Linked DNA regions of Homo sapiens: region 2 is linked to region 1. A link is a contact called in ENCODE Hi-C or POLR2A ChIA-PET data. All regions are on one chromosome and are shown on one strand. Each heading gives the region's core, a stretch centred on a gene start or an enhancer-like site at or near the end of the contact. The rest is flanking DNA. Distances are from core to core; before and after follow the strand shown.

Region 1 (6,460 bases), core at 1,602-4,101:
GTACAGCCACACGACAGTGCCTTTCTTACCATTATGAGTAACTCATCCCTTCAACAGCTATTGATTTGTCATCTAACTTTGTCAGGCACTGGGCAACATGCTGGTTCCATTCCGTTTCAAATAAAAAATAAATAGTCTAGAGTAAGCAGACAAAAAGCAGGTAAGCAATGAACTGATCATCCTAAACTGTGATCCATGCTATGAAAAAAAATAGGCAAGGAGTAGTGAGAGGGTGACAGAGTAGGACTCCCCTAGACAGGCATGTTGGCAGAGGCATCCTGAGAAGGAGACGCTGGAGGTGAAACCCGCAGGCCAGGAAAGAGCCAGAAGGGAGAAAAGCAAGAGAACAGCCATCCAGGCTCCAGGGCAGCCTGTGCAAAGCCCCACACGGGCAAGAGCTGATACGCTCAAGGACAGACTAGGGCCAGTGTGGCTGAGAGCAATGGCCAGGCTGACCTCCCCTCCTGGTGTACTTAAGACAGTCCCAGTGGATGTCTGTTGTCCTCGTGTATCTTTCAAAAATATCCCCATGTGCACACTATATTTCATGGTCTCCCTTGATCATGAGAGGGGAATAGTAAGAAGTGAAGTGGGTGGGGAGCGGGGGAGCCACCATGACGACTGTGTCAGGAATTCAGGTTTATTCTAAGCCCACTGAGAAGCAATGGGATGGGGCTGCTGTAACGTTCCTAATGAACCGGCTACACTGAATGAAAGCGGTGGGGAAGCCCAAGGCCAGGGCTTTCCATCCACTCACACATCCAAACAGAGTGACTGAGCAAACCAGACAGGGCGCTGTGCACTGGGGACTTAAATACAAATAAGAGGAAGAGGGGCCAGGTGTGGTGGCTCACACCTGTAGTCCCAGCACTTTGGGAGGCTGAGGCAGGCGGATCATGAGGTCAGGAGATCGAGACCATCCTGGCTAACACAGTGAACCCCCGTCTCTACTAAAAATACAAAAAATTAGCTGGGCGTGGTGGCGGGTGCCTGTAGTCCCAGCTATTCAGGAGGCTGGGGCAGGAGAGTCACTTGAACCTGGGAGGTGGAGGTTGCATCGAGCCGAGATCACACCACTGCACTCCAGCCTGGGCGACTGAGCGAGACTATCACAAAAAAATAAAAAAAAAATAAGAAATAAGAGAAGACGTACAGATGGCCAGTGAAGATGCTCAGCACTGCACTCACTAGGGAAATGCAAGTCAAGACACAGTGAGATCCCACCCCATGCTTACTAGGACAGCGATTTTTAAAATTTTTTTTAAGGAAGGCTGGGCATGGTAGCTTACGTCTGTAATCCCAGCACTTTGGGAGGCTGACGCGAGTGGATCACTTGAGGTCAAGAGTTCAACATCAGCCGGGCCAACATGGCAAAACCCCAATTCTACTAAATAGACAAAAATCAGCCGGGCGTGGTGGCAGGCGCCTGTAATCCCAGCTACTTGGGAGGGTGAGGCAGGAGAATCACTTGAACCTGGGAGGCAGAGGATGCAGTGAGCCAAGATCGCACCACTGCACTCCAGCCTGGGCGACAGAGCAAGATGCCGACTCAAAATATAAATAAATAAATAAATGGAAAATAGCAGGTTTTGACGGGGATGTGGAGAAATTGGTGGCCTCTTACATTGTTGGTGGGAATGAAAGTGGTGCAGCTGTGGAGGGAAGTGATTTGGCAGTTCCTCAAAATCCTAAACAGAATTGGTTTCTTAGGACTGCCGTAACAAAGCACCACAAACTTAGTGGCTTAGACAAAGAAACATGCTGTCTCCCAGTTCTGCAGGTGGGAAGTCCAAAATCAAGGTCTTGGCAGGCACAATGGATCATGCCTGTAATCCCACCACTTTGGGAGGCCAAGGCAGGCAGATCACTTGAGGTCAGGAGTTGGAGACCAGCCTGGCCAACATGGTGAAACCCTGTCTCTACTAAAAATACAAAAAACTACCCAGGTGTGGTGGCAGGTGCCTGTAATCCCAGCTACTCAGAAGGCTGAGGCAGGAGAATTGCTTGAACCTGGAGGGTGGAGGTTGCAGTGAGATGAGATCACACCATTGCACTCCAGCATGGGCAACAGAGCCAGACTCCGTCTTGAGAAACAAAACAAAACAAAACCGATATCAAGGTCTTGGCTGAGTTGGCTCCTTCCACAAGGGAAGGATCTGTTCCAGGCTCTCCCAGCTTTTGGCGTACCTGGCTTGTTGGTGCCACCTTCTCCCTGGGTGTCCACAACATCCTCCCTCCATACATGTCTACGTGTGTCCACATCTCCCTGTTTTAGAAGGACACAAGTCATACTGCTTTAGGGTGTGACATTTTAAGTTGATTACATCTGTAAAGACCCTCCTTATTTCCAAATAACATTACATGCTGAGGTACTGGTGGTTAGGACTTCAAGTATCTTTTTGGGAGTACATAATTCAACCCTTTACAGCATTTGATCCAGCAACACAGTGAAACCCCATCTCTACAAAAAATACAAAAATTAGCCAGGTGTAGTGGCACATGCCTGTAGTCCCAGCTATTTGTGGGGCTGAGGTGGGAGGATTGCTTGAGCCCGGGCTGTCGAGGCTGCAGCGAGCCGAGATGGTACCACTGCACTGGAGCCTGGGCGAAAGAGTGAGACTATGTCTCAAAGAAAAAAAAAAAAAAGTACTCGCCCAGAGAAACCGACTCCCCCGCCGCAGGCTTGTGTTACACTGTGGGCATCTCAACCCAGGCTCCATTTCCCATTCTCTCATTTAGCACAGTATAAAAACCCTACGTTACCTTGGAAAATGAAACTCCAGCTGCACAATTCCCTGCCTCTGAGCAGGGAAGCCTGAGGGCCAGTCTGAAGGCGGAGGCGAAAGCTTCTGAGCCTGTGACTCAGGAGTGCCCAGACGTGGTTTCTGGTCCCACCCAGCTGAGCTCCGTTAGTCACCCCGCAGGGTCACGAGCTTCACGCAGCCTCTAGGCGGCCAGATTGTGTTTCTTCCACCTGCTTTATCAGCCAGGAAACAGGAGCCCCTGACTAATCTGAAGCCCTGGCCTCAGAAGAAAACAACGCTAATGACTCAGAGGCCAGAGCTGAGACCAGACAGACCCGGTGTAGCCACTCGGGCCAGGCTGCTCTGCGAAGCTGCTGTTTCCTCTGCTGCCGAAGCGGTTTCTTCCACCCAGGGCGGTGCGGTGGTTTGGCGACTTAGAGGTTTGGAGGTCCCTTCTTCCTAAGAGTTAACTGTCCTGAAAAAGCCCAAAACAAGAGCGGCATGATCTTAAATCCTGGGGAGAGGACACAGGCTGCCTGGAGGGGCCGAGGGCACACCTAGAGCTGGGGTTTTGTTCTCACTCTGTTGCCCAGGCTGCAGCACAGTGGTGCGATCTCGGCTCACTGCAGCCTCAACCTCGCTGGGCTCAGATGATCCTCCCACCTTAGCCTCCTGAGAAGCTGGGACTACAGGCACGTGCCACCACATCTGGCTAATTTTTTGTAATTTGTAGAGACAGGGTTTCACCATGTTGTCCAGGCTGGTCTTGAACTCCTGGGCTCAAGCAGTCTGCCTGCCCTGGCCCCCCAAAGTGCTGGGATTACAGGCGTGCGCCACCGCGCCTGACCAAAGAGCTGGGTTTTGATTCCACATGTGGAGGAGGTGCCTGCCTAGGGCTGACTGGGAAAAGTGTCTAGGGCTGAGCTCACAAAGTGATGAGCTCCCCGTTGCCAGAGGGCTTCAAGCTGAGGCTGAGTGAGACGAAGCACGATGGAGTGAACGGTATCCCTGTGTTGGAAGGAGGGTGGGTTATGTGAAAAGTGTCCCTTGTGGAAAAGAGGAAAATAGCCCAGCCCTGGGCTCCACTTCCTTGAAAGCGAATTTGGTGTCTGCTCCTTGGACAGATCAACACAAGCACCTACCCTTCCCAGGCCGCCGTCCCTTCTTCACCCAGAAGGGGAGTTCAGGGAAACTGGGCAGACATGGGCAATCCCACTGGGTTGGCTGCTTCTGGCTGTAAAATTCAAATCTCTAAGGCCTCTCCAATAACACAGTCCTAAAATTTCACATCATCAGCAAAGTCATGACTGCCATCTTGAGCTCCAAAACACCCCTCAAATGCGCCTATCCCTCCACCCTGCAAGCCAGCATCTGGCCCAGGTCCGTCCCCGCTGTCTGGACTATTGCAGTCACTGCCTGGCTAGGATTCTGTCCACAGTTCATTGCCCACATGGCATCCAGAGAGCTCTTTCTAAAATGCAGATGAGGAGTCCCCTGTGTGCTGTGAATACACTCGACTCCCGTCTGTCCTCAGCACACACTCTCTGCCTGCTGCCGCACAAAGCTCCAGCCACACGAGTGTCTGTCTGTCTGTTCCTCAAATAGGCCAGGTCTTCCCATTTCAAGGCCTTCTGGCTATTTCCTGTGCCTGAAATGCCCGCCTCCACTTCTCTTTGTATTTCAAGCCTCTACTGGCTTAAATGTCATCCCTCAAGTCAGCCTTATATAAACATGCTTTTAAAAATAGGTCCGGCTGGGCACGGTGGCTCACACCTGTAATCCGAACAGTTTGAGAGGCCAAGGTGGGCAGGTCACCTGAGGTCAGGAGTTCGAGACCAGCCTAGCCAACATGGTGATCTCTACTAAAAATACAAAAATTAGCTGGGTGTGGTGGGATGCGTCTGTAATCCCAGCTATTTGGGGGTGGGGGGGGGTGAGGCATGAGAATCCCTTGAACCCAGGAGGTGGAGGTTGCAGTGAGCTGAGATTATGCCACTGCACTCCAGCCTGGGCAACAGAGCAAGACTCCATCTCAAAAAAATTAAAAAATAAAAATAGCCCAGGCGTGGTGGCTCACACCTGTAATCTCAGCACTTTGGGAGGCCGAGGCGGGTGGGTCACTTGAGGTCAGGAGTTCGAGACCAGCCTGGCCAACATGGTGAAACCCCGTCTCTACTAAAAATACAAAAATTAGCTGAGCGTGGTGGTGCACGCCTGTAATCCCAGCTACTCAGGAGGCTGAGGCAGGAGAATTGCTTGAACCCGGGAGGTGGAGGTTGCAGTGAGCCAAGATCGCACCTGTGCACTCCAGCCTGGCGACAGAGCAAGACTCTGTCTCAAAAAAATAAATAAATAAAATAAAATAAATAAAATAAAAATAGGTCCACTCTCCTGTGACTCCCCTACCCCTGTTGTCCATTGCGGCCTTCTGGGACCACCTGCTGCATGGGGTGGGGACCACAGTCAAGCCCAGAAATCCTTTTCCCTTTCACTGAAGCCTCCACCTCAAAATCCCTCATCTTCCCTTCTACTCTAGGGCTCTCTCACAAGCTGTCTCCATGGTCCCCTGTGGGTTGGAGTGACCCAGTCCAACCTCTCATGGTAGAGCTGAGCTCAGAAAAGATAAGCCAGATGCCTGCCACCTTCACCGGACTGTCAGGTGGCAAGTCTTTTCATTCTTTTTTTTTTTTTTGAGATGGGGTCTTGCTATGTTGCCCAGGCTGATCTCAAACTCCTGGGACCAAGTGATCCTCCCACTTCACCCTCCCAAAGTGCATCTTTTCACCCTTTTACTAGTGAAAGAAAAATCCATCCTCGAGGAGGGATGGAGTGAGTTTGGTCCAGCTTCACTTGAGCTCCTGGAGCTTCTCCTATGCCCTGGGAAACCCAGGTTCTGGCTCGCTATGTTCCCACGTTCCCCAGGTAAAGATGGGATTCCAGCCAGGTATCAGAGTGGGTGGGACCACAGGCTTTGGAGCCAGCTAGCTCCCAGTCAGTTACTACCTGCAAGTTTAAGACTATGAGCAAGTTTCTTATGCTCCCTGTGCCTCGGTTTCCTCATACCTCCAAGAACTGTGTGAGGATCTGGGAGCTAATGCTGGTGCCGTGCGGCTAACTTCAGCAGCCCCTCTGGCTGCCCACACGCCATCGCCTCCTCTCCTCCAGCCACCACCAGCCAAGGCAAAGGAACCTTCAGAGGGGCCATGCCTAGCCAGATGAGGACAGTTCCAAGGACATGCTGCATTTCTGCAATTACAGTGGTTTCTTCCTGGCTTGGGATTAGCCACTATATGTTGTGAAACTGCTGTCCATCTTCCAGCCAGCCCTCTTCACAGGCCTATCTCATGGTATAGTGTAGAGGGTTGAATCCTGTCCCTCCAAATTTTGTGTCCACCCGAAACCTAAGAATGTGACCTAATTTGGAAATCACATCTTTGCAAATATAATTCGTGTATTCGTCCATTTTCATACTGCTATGAAGAAATACCTAAGACTGAGTAATTTATAAAGAAAAAGAGGTTTAATTAACTCACAGTTCCACATGGGTGGGGAGGCCTCACAATCATGGCAGAAGGCAAAGGAGAAGCAAAGTCACGTCTTACATGGCAGTAGGTAAGACAGCATGTGCAGGGGAACTGCCCTTTATAAAACCATCAGATCTCATGAGACTTATTCACTATCATGACAACAGCACAGGAACAACCTGCCACCATGAT
Region 2 (6,053 bases), core at 1-2,500, 300 kb after region 1:
AGTAACTTTTTTTTTTTTTTCATACGGAGTCTCGCTCTGTCTCCCAGTCTGGAGTGCAGTGGCGCGATCTCGGCTCACTGCCTCCCAGGTTCAAGCGTTTCTCCTGCCTCGGCCTCCCAAAGTGCTGGCATTACAGGCGTGAGCCACTGCGCCCTCCTGTAATTTTCTTCAGTAGTAGTTAGAATAAGCAATCTCTTGATCCCCGCCCCTCTCCTTAAGGAAGATGCTTTTAAGACCACACGCACGTATTTTATAACAAACATAAGCTCCCCGGGCGGGGGTGGGGGAACGAGAAGGCTCGCTTCCTTTTTGCCAGAGCCTATCAAAGCTCTGCATTACACAAATTGTCAAGTCCACCAAGGGCAAGCGCGCGCTAATCCTGTTTTAGCGATTCATTTCCTTTCCCGAGCAAATGCCTCCGGGCATCTATGAATGCGCCCTTTCAAGGAAAGCGAAAGCCCAAAGCGAGCGGAGACCGTTTCTTTGCAGAGAAAATGTTTCTCGCGTTGGAAGGAAAGCTGATGAACTCTAGCAGGGCGTTGCCCCCTCCCAGGAGGCCAGTTTTCCTGCACACAACAGCGGCTGACAGTTCGGGGAGGGCCCCGGGCCGCGCACAGGCCCTCACAGGCCGGCGGGCGGGGCGCGCTGTTTGTCGCCCGGGCCCGCCTGGGGCTCAGCGAATCACGGAAAGCGAAAACCGCCTCGCGGGAGGCGTGGGCTGAGCGCATCCCTAGGGGTCGGCGCCACCCTCCTCGGTCACTCAAGTGGACGGGTGGGGAGCCTGCGGCTGGCCACCTCCGCACCCTCGGAGCGCTCCAGGGGGCCCCAACCCAAGCCCTGCACCTACTCTTGAAGGCGACGGCCGCGTTGTTGACCAGTACGTTGAGCCCCCCGTACTCCTTGCGCAGGAAGTCGCGCAGGGCGCGGATGCTCTGCAAGTCGTCGATGTCCAGTTGGTGGAAGCGCGGGCTCAGGCCCTCCGCCTGCAGCTGCTGCACGGCCGCCTGGCCCCGCGCCACGTCCCGCGCGGTGAGCACCACATCCCCAGAGAACTGTCGGCACAGTTCGCGCGCGATGGCCAAGCCGATGCCCCTGTTGGCCCCGGTCACCAGCGCCACGCGGCTGCAGGACGACATGGCTGAGCGGGGAGCGCGGGGCACCTGCGTGGAGGGCGGACCGGGCTTCGGACCACCTGGGGCGCGCCCCGAGGAGCCCAGCTAGTGTCAATGCCGCCGCGCAGACTAAGTTCTGGGATCCAGTGCTGCGAGTCTTAAAGAAAAAGGCCCCGGCTCCGGTCCCTCCCCTCCGAGGAGGGGCCGTCTGTGCCCTCTGTTCCAACTCCCGGGCCCGCCCCCTGCCCACGCTGCGCCCTTCAGGATCCGGGCTCTGAGCCGCGGGGTGATCTGCGAGGTGTCCGAAGCCAAATCGGACCTTGATGGGTCAGTCGGGGGCTCCAGATTCTTGGCAACTGGACTGAAGAAATTATTTTGGGAAAACCCCAAAGTGAGAAAAACAAGTGCTGAGTAATTTTCTTGGGTGTGCGCCCATCATGCACTGCAAAATGCGAATGTTTGCTTTTTCCTAAGATGCAGTGACTTACTTAGACACAGTAACTGCTTCTCTGGACATAGGTTGCCTTGCTTGCTTAAAAGGAACTCAAGAGAGGGAACTAGATGCCCTGTGAGCGCACTTAGCAGGTGTGGGCAGGCGACATCGCTCTGGGATTCCCAGTGAATGTGCCCCCAAGTGGGAGGGAATGTTTTTATTTAATCCTACCTAACTCCTACGGGTGCTAAAAGTGTCTGCATTTAGGTTTGTCCAGGGAGGATATAGATCTATAAAGATCTGGATTGATCATATGTTCTCACAGATCTGTGTACCGGCAAAGAAAGTTAAACCAAATTCCCAAAGGTGTGTCAAGCTGTGGGCACAAAATTAGAGTCTCATCCATCGTCTTCAGTGTAAACTGAGTTGTTTGATCAGTGACTTTGAGATTTGGGGAGAACCATGACATCATCACGACTCAGCCTTTTCCATGCAGAGCTGGCTAACCCGCCTGTGTCTCTGTTACTCTGACTCTACCTTCTCTCTCAAGTCCTTACTTGAGGTTCCGGAGGTGGGCCCCTGCTGTGATCTCCTACTGTGCCTCCCCCAGTATTTCCTTCTTTTTTCTCCTAAAGATCATTTGGTCCGGGCGCGGTGGCTCACACCTGTAATCCCAGCACTTTGGGAGGCTGAGGCGGGTGGATTACGCGGTCAGGAGTTCAAGACCAGCCTGACCAACATGGTGAAACCCCCATCTCTACTAAAAATACAAAAATTACCTGGGTGTGGTGGCACGTGCCTGTAATCCCAGCTACTTAGGAGGCTGAGGCAGGAGAACTGCTTGAACCCGGGAGGCGGAGGTTGCAGTAAACCGAGATTGCACCACTGCACTCCAACCTGTGCAACAGAGTGAGACTTTTCAAAAAAAAAAAAAAAGATCATTTGGAACCTTGTTTTAAGGATATGGGGCTATTTAGGCTTTCTATTTCTGTTTTTTTTTTTTTTTTTTTTTTTTTTAATAGGGTCTTCTCTGTCGCCCAGGCTGGAGTGCAGTGCTGCAGTCGTGGCTCACTGTAGCGTCAGTCTCCTGAGCTCAGGTGATCCTCCCCTTTAGCCTCCCTAGTAGCTGGGACTACAAGTGTGCCACAGTCATGCCTGGATAATTTTTTTTTTTTTTTTTTTTTTGAGACGGAGTTTTGCTCTGTCACCCAGGCTGGAGTGCAGTGGCACGATCTTGGCTCACTGCAACCTCCGAATCCTGGGTTCCAACGATTCTCCTGCCTCAGGCTCCTGAGTAGCTGGGATTACAGGCGCTGCCACTACACCCAGCTAATTTTTGTATTTTTAGTAGATACAGGGTTTCACCATGTTGGCCAGGCTGGTCTCGAACTCCTGACCTCGTGATCCACCCGCCTTGGCCTCCCAAAGTGCTGGGATTACAGGCGTGAGCCACCACACCCGGCCTGCCTGGATAATTTTTTATTTTATTTTATTTTTATTTGTTTTTAGAGATGGGAGTCTCACTGTGTTGCTCAGACTGGTTGAACTCCTGGGCTACATCGATTCTCCCTCCTTGGCCTCTCAAAGTGCTGGTATTACAGGCTTGTGTCACCGTGCCTGGCCTAGTTCTTCTTGAGTGACCTTAATTTCTGTTTTTCATAATTTTATTTTTTTAAATAAAGCATTGATCCTGTTTTATCATTTGGCAGGAAAACTAGACAATCCACCAGCCCAGGAGGGGACAAGCAGGCTTATTCCTCCTCCTCGTCATCTCTGGCTCCAGCCCCACCCTGGCCCTTGCTGGCATTCTTCCTCTTCACGTGGCTGGGGTTGGCCACCCCAATAGGGAAGCAGAGGGAGAAGTCAATGTGCTTCTGGGAATCCAGGCGGACAGTGAAGAACAGGATATTTACCACCTGCTCACGGACACGGATATGACACTGTTGAATCAGCACATGAGCGTGGCGGATGGACTTAGCCAAGCCAAGCTTGAAGACCTGGGTCTGTAGGAATCTCTAAGAAATCATTGATCTTCAGGCCCAGGATGTAATCCAGCTTCATCTTGCCCTCATCCAGCACCCCAGTGCGGACCAGCCACTGCAGCAGGGCAATGCCTTCGAACAGACGCCGTGGGTCCTTCTCATCAAGCGTCAGCAGCTCCCGGGCGGCCTTATGGATCTTGACCAGGGTAAATTTGACCCTCCAGACCTCACATTTGTTCTGGAGCCCATACTCACCAATCAGCTTTAGCTTTTGGTCGAGATGAGGTTTCTCGAAGGGTCTCTGCAGGGTCACATAAGTTTGGCAACAAACCCAGCTCTGGGCCGCTGGCATGTTGGCTCCACTTGCCCGTCTATGCCTAAGCACAGGCCCTGGTCACTGAGAAAGAGCTCAAATTTTTTATATATTTCATCTAAGGTGTTGATTCTATTGATACCCTTATCCTTTTAACATGCCCTTATCCTTTTAATGTTGGTAATGATGCTACCTGTCATTTCTGAGACTGGTTTGTGTCTTTCGTGTTTTTTTCTGATCTGTCTGGCTAGAGGTTTACCAATTGATTTGATTTTCCTCAAACTTCTGGTTACAATGATTCTCTCTCTCTCTCTTTTCCTGATTATATTAATTTCTGTTCTGATCTTTGTTTCCTTTCTTCTGCTTACTGGATTTTATTTGCTCTTTTTCTGGTTTCTTACTGTAAAGGCAGAAGTCATTGATTTGCATTGATTTGAGACTTCTTTTCTAATGTAGGCAGTAAGTGGTGTAAATTCCCTTTTAGTATGACTTTAGTGGCATCTCACATTGATATGTTTTCAATTTCATTCAGTTTATTTTTATTTATTTTTTAAATTATTTATTTATTTATTTATTTTGAGTTGTGTAGCCCTTTATTAGCAACTAAAATAGAAGGTATCTGTTGTACAACATGGGTAGTAATTGACTATAACTGGAGATTTATTATATTCTAATACAGATCATTTATAAATGCAATTTCTTTATTAAAAAGCTTCCACCTTTTTGTTTGTTTGTGTACAATTTGCAAAACTATTCTGAAAGCGGAATATATGTGCACAAGTCTGCAAAGAGTGCAAATTTAGGATATGGTAAATGCTTTACAAGTTACTTTCAAAAAACTGTCTGCCATAACTGAGCCTTTACATTGTCATCTTTTTTGATCAAAATATTTTGATGCCAGCCTTCCTTCCACTGCCCTAAACTATAAAGCATTTTTTAATGAGTTGAAATTAAGGAAGGACTACACCTACTAGAAAAAAAGAGAAGAAAGTTCTATTAGTTTGAGGTTTCAGAATCCCCCCAAACCAGGACCAGTATCGTGGTAAAGGCTAGGCTGGGAGCCCGGACAGAGTATGAGAATGTGCAGGTGGCATCCCTGAGGATTCAGAGCTTCAGTGGACCGTGAGTGCTCCAGCTGCATAACTCACTGAACTGTCTTGCCAGTTTCTACACTGGCTCGACTGGGCATAATTCAAAAACGAAAAACTCATATTCATTCCATTCTTCTGGAGCTCTGTGATAGCATTTAATAACACCCCAATGGGATGTCTTCCACATATAGTATTATGGTATTTCTTCAAGTAATTGCTAAAAGATACAGGGTCTAATTGTTCTATAATACTCATACCCATTTTATCTAGATGTTCAATGGATCTACAAATCTCCCCCTGGGATTCATCATAGTAACTGTGACGGAACCTTTGACCCCAATGGCAGAAATCAGAAGAAACCACAAAGAGATTACTAGGATCCGCTAGATATTTACTGAAAAGTTCCGAATTCCTGTTCTTTTGACTCAGAGCTCCAACCAGTAAAGGAATAATGGTAAACTCATCCTTATGGCTTTCCATGGCTTTAGCTGTATAAGGCAAATGCATTTCAATACTGCGTTCATCTTCATCTGTCTGCAGAGACATGCGTTCAAACATTCCTGTCTTCCATAGTTCTCCGTAAATCTTTTGGTCAATACGAAGGTCATACAGGGGTGTCCTATATATATCCACACTGGAAAGTGCACATCGAGAGAGGGGCACATGATGAGAAGGCCCAAGGATGAAAATTCTCCGGGTAATAGACGGATCCACTTGTTTATAAGCATGGGCAGCACAAGACCCACAGTACGTATATCCTGCATGGGGGGCAATAATGGCTCTAGCAGGTCTTTTTGTAGACTGTACTTGTGAAAGCCAACCTTCTAGCTGTGCATTCAGCTGCGGTCCTGAGGCTGTGTACCAGCTCCCGGCGTGACTGGCTTCTCGGCAGACCACTCGGTTGGACATCTTGGTGCCTGTGCCGCCTATGGTGCACGAGGATGAATGAGGAGGCGGCGGCGGCGGCGGCAGGAGCGGCTCCGCGAGGGGACGAGACACCGCGGGCCCAGCCCAGGAGGAGGCGGCAGCGGGGAGGGGATCAGCCCGGCCCAGGAGGAGGAGGAAGAGGAGGAGGCGGCGGCCCAGGAGGAGGAGATGGCAGCCGGGGGGGTGGCGGCGGCA

What was found. A loop is a pair of places that touch in the nucleus more often than their neighbours do. ChIA-PET counts read pairs that join two places held with the same protein, here RNA polymerase II (POLR2A). Pooled maps may share reads with other maps.
Region 2: a pooled map shows a loop between it and region 1 (4-fold over the local background). The contact joins the promoter of CBR3 here to the promoter of CLDN14-AS1 in region 1. A Hi-C loop is called at or near these places in 2 of 168 maps with a recorded cell type or tissue (MCF 10A and mammary epithelial cell), 3 of 37 single-sample maps with no recorded cell type and 9 of 50 pooled maps. POLR2A ChIA-PET finds 5 or more read pairs at or near these places in 4 of 52 experiments (A673, B cell, activated CD4-positive, alpha-beta memory T cell and 1 more).

Annotation. Positions count from the first base shown.
Region 1 is chr21:36,426,716-36,433,175 of GRCh38, reverse strand. CLDN14-AS1 (CLDN14 antisense RNA 1) reads right to left here and starts at 2,851. Exons shown (of 3, transcript NR_183530.1): 1 at 2,764-2,851. RefSeq lists enhancers at 2,791-2,850, 2,137-3,012.
Region 2 is chr21:36,130,276-36,136,328 of GRCh38, reverse strand. CBR3 (carbonyl reductase 3) reads right to left here and starts at 1,250. Exons shown (of 3, transcript NM_001236.4): 1 at 848-1,250. The coding sequence starts at 1,136. It overlaps CBR3-AS1 (CBR3 antisense RNA 1), which reads left to right. Exons shown (of 3, transcript NR_038893.1): 3 at 3,255-4,562. It also overlaps the pseudogene MEMO1P1 and the pseudogene RPS9P1. RefSeq lists enhancers at 276-445, 281-1,087, 1,088-1,895 and silencers at 596-765, 1,196-1,265.